2 separate regions of the Mus musculus genome follow, and region 1 is linked to region 2. The links are chromatin loops, found by intact Hi-C in ENCODE. Cell type or tissue: heart. All regions are shown on one strand. Each heading gives the region's core, and the rest is flanking DNA. Links, peaks and the distances in the headings are about the cores only.

The links. Hi-C counts contacts between places; a loop is a spot of excess contacts. Peaks named below come from ENCODE experiments on the same cell type or tissue, not always from the same donor. Only the 100,000 strongest peaks of a DNase experiment are listed, where the experiment ranks them.
Region 1: it touches region 2 in a loop (3-fold over the local background); 10 of 42 quality-filtered maps call a loop at or near these places.

Annotation. Positions count from the first base shown.
Region 1 is chr15:64,761,521-64,766,894 of GRCm38, forward strand. All of the region lies in intron 8 of Adcy8 (adenylate cyclase 8), which reads right to left. Among named protein-coding and RNA genes, the nearest start is that of Gm30752, 35 kb to the right of the region's middle. In heart, for the core only: a CTCF peak has its summit at 3,220 (motif pointing right); no DNase peak of the experiment used is centred there; H3K27me3 peaks cover 250 bases.
Region 2 is chr15:64,920,271-64,925,644 of GRCm38, forward strand. Adcy8 (adenylate cyclase 8) reads right to left here and starts at 2,026. Exons shown (of 18, transcript NM_009623.2): 1 at 1-2,026. The coding sequence starts at 835. In heart, for the core only: no CTCF peak of the experiment used is centred there; DNase peaks (open chromatin) are centred at 2,051 and 2,911; H3K4me3 peaks cover 2,948 bases; H3K27ac peaks cover 326 bases; H3K27me3 peaks cover 4,341 bases.

The DNA.
Region 1 (5,374 bases), core at 267-5,266, 160 kb before region 2:
AGAAAGGGTATTGTAACAATGCATGAGGTAATAAGTGTAAAATGTTTAAGATAGAGTCTGACATGACGGTAAATGATAGGTGAATATGCCTCCTTAAACATGTGCTACCTTAGAGCAGTTTATTGCAAACTCTGAGGCACATAAACGCTCAGTGGATTTCCCCTGCCCAAGAGCCTCACAGCTCATGGGCACTTTGGTCCCATTTTTTAGAATGGAAAGGTCAGTGACTGGCTCAAGGTCACAAAGTTAGAGTATAAATTCCATGAGAACAGAAGCTGTGGCTTTCTGTCTTTCTCCAGTGCGCAGAACAGGATGGATAGCAGAACACAGACAGGCAGAGCGTGAACTGAACCGATCAAGTGCTCTGAGTTATAGCAGATGGACTTGCTAGAAATAACAAGAAGGGAGGCTAGAAAGGCAGTTCTTGTGGGAATGTGAAGAAACCCATGTGTGAAAGAGATCAAAACATGTGAATGGCTTGTTCTCATAGGAAGAGACACAGCAGTGGGAGCTATTCAAACAAAAGATGCCCTTAAAAAAGGAGCTTGTCTTTCTCATTCTTAAGACACATCCTAGGAGCCAAGGCAGCCAATGTGTCTGCTCCAGTGAGCTTAGGGCATCATGGGAGTACCTTACTTAATGAGTGGCAAGTCAGTGCTAGATTAAGTGGGTAGAGGTTGGAATCCTGGTACTTTAGGATGCAGGATATATTAAGAGGGCATTACTGGCCCTCTGCCCAGCTTGATATGCCAAGTTACCTGGTCTAGTATGAAGGAGTGTGGTGGAATTACAGACGCTTCAGTAAGTGTCCAACTTTTATGTAGATTCCGGGATTCCAAACTCAGAGTTTTCTTTCGTGCACAGCCAGTGTCTTTACCCTGTGAGTCACCTTGCCAGCCCTTAATTTTCGTACTAACCCTTACAGACATCTGGTCATAATCATGTCAGCGAGGTGAAGTCCTTTGTCTTGCTTCATAGATCATATTGACAAAAACTGGGCTCAAGTCATGTTTACTAGGTGATCAGCTTCATGCTTTTTCTTCTTTTTCCTTTTAAAAAATGAAGACTGAATATCTTTGAACAAAGTAAGGGTTTTTTTCATGAGTCCAGAAAAGTCTATTGGAGTGACGAGAGACTATCCATCTGTTTCTGCTACTGTAAAATAATATGTAACTCTGTGCCTGATTTTATTTCCGAAGGGGAATTTGAATCAAGGCCTTTTTTTTTCCTCCTGATACAAGTATAAGCTTTACAGAGCTGTCAGAGTCCATACTGGCTCCAGTTGACCTAGGGACCTTTTGATACCAGCTGGTCTCAATCATGTCCGCTCAGCCAAATGACAAAGAAATATGGCTGAAAATTAAAACAGAACAAAACAAAACAAAATCCTCCAAAAACATGTCTCAAATTCATATCCCCTGGCAAAATCAGATTCTTAAGGACAATTGACCAGCAGGCACTTGCATCTCATACAAGATCACAAAGCAACTCTGCAGTGTGCAGAATGAAGAGTTTTACAGAAAGAGGCTTTCTTAAAGACAGAAGTCTCAGAAGCACACAGATGATGTCAGAGTTGGAAGGAGGAAGAAAATCTGATTTTCACCAAGTTGATTTTATTTTAATGCCTCACCCACTAAAATGCCAACACCGGAAGTCAAAATGTCCAACTGATTACAGGATGTCCAGTAACATATTCTTGTCTTTACTCAGCATGAAGACCTTGCCCCATCCTATTGCTTATGGAACACCACACTTAGTTCTTGCAAGTAAGTGCCCATGCTACTCAACTCTCCCAAGGCTCTAAAGGTCTTTTGTTGGCTTCTATGTCTGGGGACATCTGCCTGTAATTGGAATTATCTGCCATCTCCTTCCTAACCTTCATTCAGAGCAAGTCTAGTTCCAGTGGTGAATGAGGACCAGAAGCTGAGACATACTACCGTCCTGTAAGAACTCTAGAAACAGAAGGGAGCAAGAAGGACAAGTTCCTCACTGGAAAGCAAAGCCTCTCAACTTCCAAAGCAAATGTGAGAGCCTTAATAAAGGGAGTTAAGACAAGGGGCGCTACCCAAAGACAAAACCTGAAGAGCAAAAGGAATACAAAAAGACCTTCAATCCCAGTCACAATCAACATAAAAAAAGCAATAAGGAGATTTTTTTTCTATAAAATTGATGATTTTGAGGAAGTCTAGATATCATCTTCAGAGAAATTTCAGGGCATATATGAAATAGTGAATTCCCAAGTGAGGATCAAGGAGAATTTAGTTTTCCCTCCTGAAAATCTACTGAATGAGATCGGATCAAAGCCCACTCCTGTTCTTTAGTTTATCATTTGTAAAATACATCCTGAGATAAGTGATGGGAAGTGCAGCCACCCTCCTGGATCATTGTACCCGAGGTCCTTCTTCATTTTCTTGTTTTATGTGTGTTTATGTGGTTCTATGGTATATGTAATCAAAGGACAATATTGGATGTAGGTCCTCACCTTTCTCTGGTTTGAGATAGTGTGTCTATTTTGTTTGACACTCCACACACCAGGCTGTTGGCTTTAAGGTTTCTGTGGATGCTCTTGTCTACACCTCCCGTCTTGCCCACAAGCATTGGAATTAGGGGGGCCTGTTACCATGCTTGACTTTCTGTAGATCCTGGGGATTTCACTTCAAGTCGCCACACTTGGGTGGCAAGTGCTTTGCTCACTGAGCCATTTCTCTAGCTCTTTGTCCATTTTCTTATTCATACAACAAGTACTTGTGCAACACTACAAAGCACACAAAAGCCTGGTTGCATATGATACTGTTGATGGACGTATCAGTCCTTATAAGTCACGGCCAGGTAATGTCTGAATGGCATGTCTACACATTCCAGTGTAGCTTTGTTCTCTGTGGCTGACTCGTAAAGGCAGGGAACTAATCCTCATTCCTGCTTATTTCTGTTGTCTAAGCAGAGTGGAACCTTTCCTTCCATACAAAATTGCAAGGGTACAATCAATGTTTCCATGTCCATTTTTCTTTCAGAGAACATGCTTTTACGATCAAAAGAGGTTTCGCAATTATAAATACTCCAGATATTTAGAAATGCTAAAAAATATGCACATTTTTACTTAAAATGTGAATTTTTGGTAGCATGAGCATTTAGCCACCTCTGAAATCAGGGTGTCTTTTGCTGTCTTGGGACTCTTGAAATCGGGAGATATTTTTCCATGGAGGTGTGTGATTGTTTCTTCCAGTCACCAGGTGGCAGTATCAACCAGGGTCGCCTTAAGTTCTGACAGAGGTTTTTCACACAGACTGAATTGGGGCAAAGCTGTGTAGATTTATTTGAAGTTTGGATCGTGAGGCATTCTTTCCATTTATCTTCTCACTGACAGAATTAGGAATGTGGGTTCTTCACTGTGCTACGTGTTGGGTGGATTTTATTTCCTGGTCATCATTGTCCTGAGTGTGCTAGCCCAGCTGTGTGTGTGTGTGTGTGTGGTATGTATGTGTACGTGTACATGTGTGTGTGTGTGTATGTGTGTGTTGTGCATGCTTCTTATAAACTCCTAATATGGTATAGTTTTTAATATCTGAATAATACATAGAAGATAGAGTATCATTGGATCAATGACTGATTCCCTAGAGTCAATAAAATATGGCTCATGCCTTTGGATTTCTATGACCAATGCTTAACCTCTTGAAATGTCAGTGTTCCTTTTGTGAGTGCGAGAGCAAAGTTTTCTCTAAGGATGCAATAAGCCTACATATCCTACCGATGCTATTCTTGGATCATAGCATACCATGCTTTCAGAATCTTGCCTTTATTTTGCTAGGCTTTAGGACATTTTCCTACGGAAACCCTTGTCTTTTGCCTCTTCCATCCAAAGTTTACGAAGGATGAGGGTGGACAGGCTTGTCTTCTTCATAAAAGCACCAGGAGGAGCAAGCCCCAGGAATCTGAGCAGAGACTGAGATATGAGCAAGAGCACTGGCCTTTGAATCTTAGTGACTCTCAACCTCAGTCCCCCAGGCTTCTTTACTGCTTCTCTCTGTCCCTTTTGAATAAGCATCTGCCTTATTATGTTGTTTTAGTCATTTTATACTTTCTGCTGTAGATACATAGCTGAAGCCATGTCTATGCTCAGCAGTAACTTACTCTCCAAAGAGGATCTGTGACTGAGGAATGGCTCTGGAACCTAAGGGAGGGTACTAAATGTCTCCTGAAGCATGCTCCCCTGCCCTTTACCCTGAGACCCACAGAGCACATGCTAGATGACACATAGCTGGATCATCCATGGGCAAATCCCCACGTATACTAGAGTACCACCCTCTAACTGTTCTGGAAGAGGCTTAGATAACTCAGACTCAAACATGCTTTTCCTGCCACTGATCCATTTTCATTCTAGTATCAGGGAGCTGCAGGTAAGATGCAGAAACTGTTAGCTAAAACACACTAGATAATACAGTCTGCAGGAGTTAGGGTGAGAGAGAGGCAAGTGCACTTTTAGCATGAATGAGTAAAGGGTTTTGCTCACTTCTGGGCTAAACTGTAATGTCTATACAGGCTAATTATGAAGATTCTCTGAAAATTCCCTCTGCTCATTATCCTAGTTCCTTTTGTAGAGTATCCAGAAGACAAAATGATTTTAATTTTGGCATGTAAGCCCTTAATTATATTATGAATAAGAAAAATCACACCTGCTATTTGGGGGGGATGTTGAGTGAGGAAAATGTTTGTTTCTTTCCTTTTTTTTTTGTGCATAGACACAATGGAATCTGAACTAGGAACTGAAGGTGGAAGGTATTCATGTTAGAGTTTGCTGTCTGTAGGTAGGGATCAGAGAATCTCATTGAGAATGGGGCCGGTAAGTTATAACAGGGCATGTGCACACCATTGTGAATTCTCCTAACTGGGAAAAGCACAATCTCCAGGCAGCTGAATAAACTCATAAAGGAATCGTTAACAGGAGCTTCATGAAATAGTGGGTCAGGCTCCTGAAATTTGCTGCAAGTACCCTGCTGTTCTTGCTGGAGGCTCCTGCAGATGTGAAACACACCCTGGGCTCAGCTAAGGAAAAATGGTCTGCTCTTGGCAATGAAAGGGAGCAGTTGACTGAAGCAATATACCCCACCTATCTTTGCTTCTCCCCAGTACAGGTTTGAAATAGAAGAAGGAAATAGAGAATGTCACCAGCACAGTGACAGCTTGCCATATTTGAACGATTTGCCTAAGCAAGGCATTGTCTTGGAGACTATCATAATAACTTGTGTGATGGTTTATGACTGTCAAATTGACAGGATGCAGAATCATCTAGTCTGGGAAGTGCAGAGCATGCATGTGAGGGACTATCTACAAATGTTATCCTTGGGACACACATGGGCTTTTATTGACTAAGTTACCT
Region 2 (5,374 bases), core at 282-5,281:
TGGCGAAGAGTGTAAAAAGCACGTAGCCTATGCCGTCGCCCAGAAGCCCATAGCCCAGGCCTGCTGCCAGAATCTGGGTGGTCATAGCCACCCAAGTGACCACGCCGCTGTATTGCAGGTAAGTGTGGGAGGTGTTGTCCTTCCTGACCACCACGAGGGCGCAGATCACCACCTCGATGCCAGTGAAAAAGCCTAGCAGGATGCCCTTGAGAGGGTCCATTGGAGCCGAGGCCAGGCTCAAGTGCAGGACTAAAAGGGTGAGTTTGGTTAGTACATCCAACACGTTCATCACTACCTCCGATTTGCGCCTCTGGCCCAGGAAATAGCGTTGGTAGAGGCGCTCCAGATCCCGAGACTTGAAGGAGTTGCGTAGGGTTGGAAAAATGACCCCTCGGTAGCTGTATCCTCCATTGAGGAAGAAATCCGAGTTACTTGGGGCACAGTCAAGGTGTAGGAAGCCCAAGTCGCCCCCGCCCCCGCTGCCACTGGCACTGCCGCTCCCGCTGCGTTCCGGAAAGACTTTGGTGCCACCGGTGTTGTGCGCTCGCTCTCCGGGGCCCAGAGAATAGAGAGGCAGCACCGAGTCGCTAGACAGCTGCGGCGCGTGGTGATTGGGTCCACTGCCCGCAGGGTTCGAGGCTTTGCGGGAGACCCCGCCGCCGCCGCCGCCTCGGTGCCCGTGGATGAAGCGCTGCTCCGTGATGTGCCGCACCGCCGTCTGCCACAGCAGCCGCTGCGGCCGAGAGCCGCTCCCGTCGTCGCCGGCCGGGGGCGTCGGTTGGATGGTGTAGAGTTCCTCGCTGCCACTAAGGCAGTGCACATCCGAGAGCTCCATGGCTTGGGTCCGCGGGGAGGGAGGCACAGACACTGGTTGTGTCAGTTGGTGATAGGGGTTCCTAAAGACCCAAAGGCCGCTTGGCAGCGATCCCTTCTTTCCTAAGCTGTTCGACTGCAGGAGCCCTGAGCAGGGCCCCCACAGGTCAAGTCATAGTGAGCCCAGGAGCAAGGTGTTCCTGGTAGAATGCAGCGGACCCCTGTGTACTGGCAAGCCACCTTCCCGCCAATCAGCTCAGCTTGGATACGCAGTGAAAGTGGTGGCTGTTTGTCCGCGAAATCCTCAGCGCTCTGAGCCACGCTGTCCCTTTCTGCGCTCCAGCCCCCTGGCTGTCTCTAAGCTCAGCGTCTTGGCGCAGTCTTCCTTCTCCAAGAGGCGCCTGGGCGCCGCGCTTCTGCTGCGCGTCGGGCGGGTCCTGGCTGCGGCACTGGACTCTGGACGCCCACGTCTCGGCGGCTGCAGAAAGGCTGGCCAAGGGTAACCGATGGCTAGGATGGGTGCTAAGTTAGCAGCTGTGGCGGCAATCATCGCCCTTCGGATAACTCCATTGCGCCGGCATGGGGAGCCGGGGCGGAGCTGGAGGCGGGCGCGATGAGGCAGGAGGTGTGGGTGATGGTGAGGCGGCAGGGCGCCCCGCGGGAGGGCAGGAGAAAGGTGGTAGCCTTAGCACTAACAAGTCACCAAACAGTTAATTTGGAGGTGTGCTGAATGAAGCTCTCTCTTCGGTTCCTTCCTCATTGTGGCCACTTCCAGAGCAAATACTGGCAGCGCGGGTTCTGGACTGATGCATTCCTCAAGGAAGATCGTGGCGCTGCTAGCCCCAGGGTCCCAGCCTCCGCTACAGGACTAAGTCACCGCTGCTAGTAGCGATTCTGATGGGTCGCAGCACACAATTCCCATTCCCTTCACTTCGCTCTTTGGAGTCCATTGGGCCTGCCAGACCCCAGGGGGTGTGAGGAAAGCACAAGTGGGAAGGGTAATAAAGCCAACAGCTGAGTTCGAAGAGAAGCCACAGGAGCGGATTCCTGAGCCTGAGAAACGAGCCTTGGCGGGTGAGGCGGCAGGCGAAAGGTTTGAGCGAGAAGAGGCTCCAGGCCGAGTGGAAGTCGATGAGACGCCTCCGGATCCAGGGAAGCGCGGGGCTACTTGGGCGCTCGGAACCGCGCAGCGGGACCGGAGCCTGGGAGGAATTTGGAGACCTGTCAGAGCGGTCAGACACCCGCGGCGACTTAAACCCGCCCCCGCGCCAAACCACGCCCCCGGAACCCAGGATGGGGGTGGGGGAGGGGTGGGGGCTGGGACACGGAGGCACCCAGATCTGCACAGGACGCCCCAGGTCTTGAAGGGCCGCACCGGTGGGTCGAGCGAGCGCGGGCTGCTGGAGCCCCGAGCCTGGCAGCTCTGCGGTGGAGCGCTCCAGCTGGCCGCGCCCGCTGGTTCCTCCGCGGTTCTTTTTTAAGCACTGGCTCCTGCCCTTGGCAGGTGCAGAGCCAGGATCGTAGGCCGCTTTGCCCACGAACTCTTTGAGACCAGAGACGCGCACTAGAGGGGCTCATTTCCGCCCTCCCCACTCGAGAGCGATGTAGTGTGTGTGTGTGTGTGTGTGTGTGTGTGTGTGTGTGTGTGTGTATTTAATGCCAACTTTCAGATTAAAACTAAAATCCTCTCAAGAAGCCACTCTCATAGCGGTGGGCAGCCTTTTACTTTTCTCTGCTCCCGGGGTCTGGGTAGTAGAGGGTATTAGGATGGGGGCGTGGTCTGCATATTTCGAATACTAAATTTGACTGGGCTGTCAAGAAAGGTGCGAAGGAGGACCTTCGGAAAGGCATTTCCAGGGGCCTCCTGGAGGCAGCATTCCTGCCTGCCTAGGTATGTTGAGGGTCGCGGTCAAAACCCAAGTTGCCCCGCAGCGGTTCTTGCATCAGCATCCAATCCAGCGGGGTCCTTGGAGTCTGGCTTTTCAGGGATCTGGTAGCAGTACCAGTCTGGAGCCCCATTCTGCAGGTGGTGGAAATCAACACCTCTGCCACAGCGACTGCGGCTGCAGCCAGTGAAGCTCGGGCCCTGAACACAGTCAGCTGATGGTCAATGACGTCAGGCTCTGGGCGCTTTCGCAACCCCGCGGCGTCCCATGAAAGCCTAAATGACCTGGCCAAGCGGTCTCCAGGACACTATTCCCAACCCCCACCCCACCCTATCTCCCCCGACCCCAACCCCGAGAAGGCGATTTTTTATGCCTTCTTCTAGTGCAAACTCCTAGCTCCTTTTGGTCCTAAGCAAAAACAGCTTTCCCTGAGGATCCAGAGCGCCCTCCTCCCATCCACACCAAACCATTCTCAGGGTTATTTGTAGCGACTGTGCCCCAGAAACCTGTGTTTTGACTCCTCTTTCCAAGTCTTATAGGTCACCTGCCTCGCATAGAGCATCCAGAAAGAACAGGGGAAAGTCCTTTAAGGTGTTATCATTCCTCACCAGCATTTCTGGAATTTGGTGCACTCAAGAGAGAAGGAACTCGATTAAACGATGGATTTTGAATAGAAAGAAAGCTGATTCTATTTTAAGTTCAGCTTGTGAACATATTAATTTGTTAACTGATCCTTAAGGGTCTGGTTGACCCTTGGGAGCTAGAAATTAAGAGCAAAGCATTAAAAACAAACAAACAAACAAACAAACAAACAAACCAAACCCAAAACACAACAAAACTAAAACCAAAAGCCAGGTTGTTATGTAGACATTAACGAAACCAATGTATACATCATCCTGAACAGTTTATTCTACTTTTAGATTCTTGGACTCAGGCTTTCCGAAACTTCTGAAACTCTAGGGTGGCTAATCTTTTAATTTGGAGGAGGGGAGAGAAAGGGACTAAAGAGTGAAGAGTTTCCCCAAAGCTCTCTGGTCTGGACATAGAGATGGGATTGTGGCTTTTCTCTTCTTGAGGGCACCTGTGCAGTCACCTGCGTCCGTGACCACCTAAGCATCAGTGCCTGCGGGAGACGTTTCCTCGGGTTCTTCTGTTTCCTGGAGCCCGAGGGTTCAGCCTGGATCAATGAGGAGTTGAAGGCAGATGGAACTTTCCTGTACAATTCTTCCTCCAAGCTGGACTCTCCCCAGGATGATTTATTCAGCAGCAAGAGGAGGCAGACCAAAGAGGGGGAGACTTGGGCTCAATCAGATAAAATGACTCAGGTTGATGAATGAGCACAGCTTGCTGCAAGGAGAAACTCCAAGAATTTCATGAAGTCAGAGGCTGGAGCAAAAGCAACTCGGAGAAAACATCACGTTGGCCCAGTTGACCTTTTCTTTCTTATTAGGGCACTATCACAGTCTATTGTAAAGTGAGAGAGCTGACTGCGCAGAAGATTCAAGCGTGGTCCTTCTTATTGGGGTGACATGATGCTCTTCAGCCTCCAGAGCATTCTGTTCTTGAACGAGAACTTTGGGTGCACACAAATACTATACTTATTTTGTAATATGCCAACCACCAAATGATTTCTTACTCAAGACATGCCAAGCATTGTGTTGGAGCCTGGGAGGGACTAGGAACGTGCTGTTACTCCCTATATATTTCACAGTATCTACTGTGATCCCACTACAGTATTTTGACATTTTAAATTTACTTTTTTATATAATGACATTTCCCTTTATTTTTGGACTTCTCGTTTCATCTTTCTCCCCTAAAATGCTGCACAGCCCATTCTTCAAACCAGAGTAGTGTCTTTGCATAAAGCCTTTTATGATATCCCTAGTGACCACGAACGAGGTCCTCTTATGCCATCTGATGATATGCTTTGTGAACAGTGGTGTAGCTCCTACCAAAGGGATTATAGATCCTCCATTAAATCCCAGATCTTCATTTTCGTTGCTTCTCCTGGTGAAACATTGATGCCCTTGAAGGGTGGCTCAGCTTTCTTTGTTGTCATATTCCTTGGCTTAAAGGTAATTGTAAGGCTAGTGACATTTTTTCCCAGCCCCTACCAGCTGTCAAGCTCATCCCCAAGTCCTTCATAAGTATCCCACTTAACCATTTCAGTAGTTCTGTGAGTCAGGCTTTGTCTGCTTTTAGGATTCCCATTTTACTGAGTAGGATACTGCACACTGAGGCTTCTTATATATAAGTACCTTTAGGTACATTTGGATAGTCCAAGTCTCAAATGCACATACTTAATGAAAGTTTTGTAATTAATAATGACTAACTTAAGCAAAGCTGGTAGAAGTGAAAACACTAAATGTATGCTGATTTTTCAAAGGCAGATTAAGGGATTTCTGAGGTTTTTGTTGTTGTTGTTGTTGTTGTTTTTTGTTTGTTTGTTTTGTTTTTTAATGTGGAGAAATCTGATCCTTAAGTCCAAATAGCAGATGAATGTATCAGAACAGAGTCTTTTGTAAATGGGTGGAAGGCTTATTCATTTTGGCTTACTATTTTTATAATTGTAAAAAATAAAAAACAAAACAGATTTTCACATATTAGATTTAGCCCAAACAATTGACTTAACCTATTTTTTCACTAGTTTCATAGTGATAAAATATTCTTTTGCC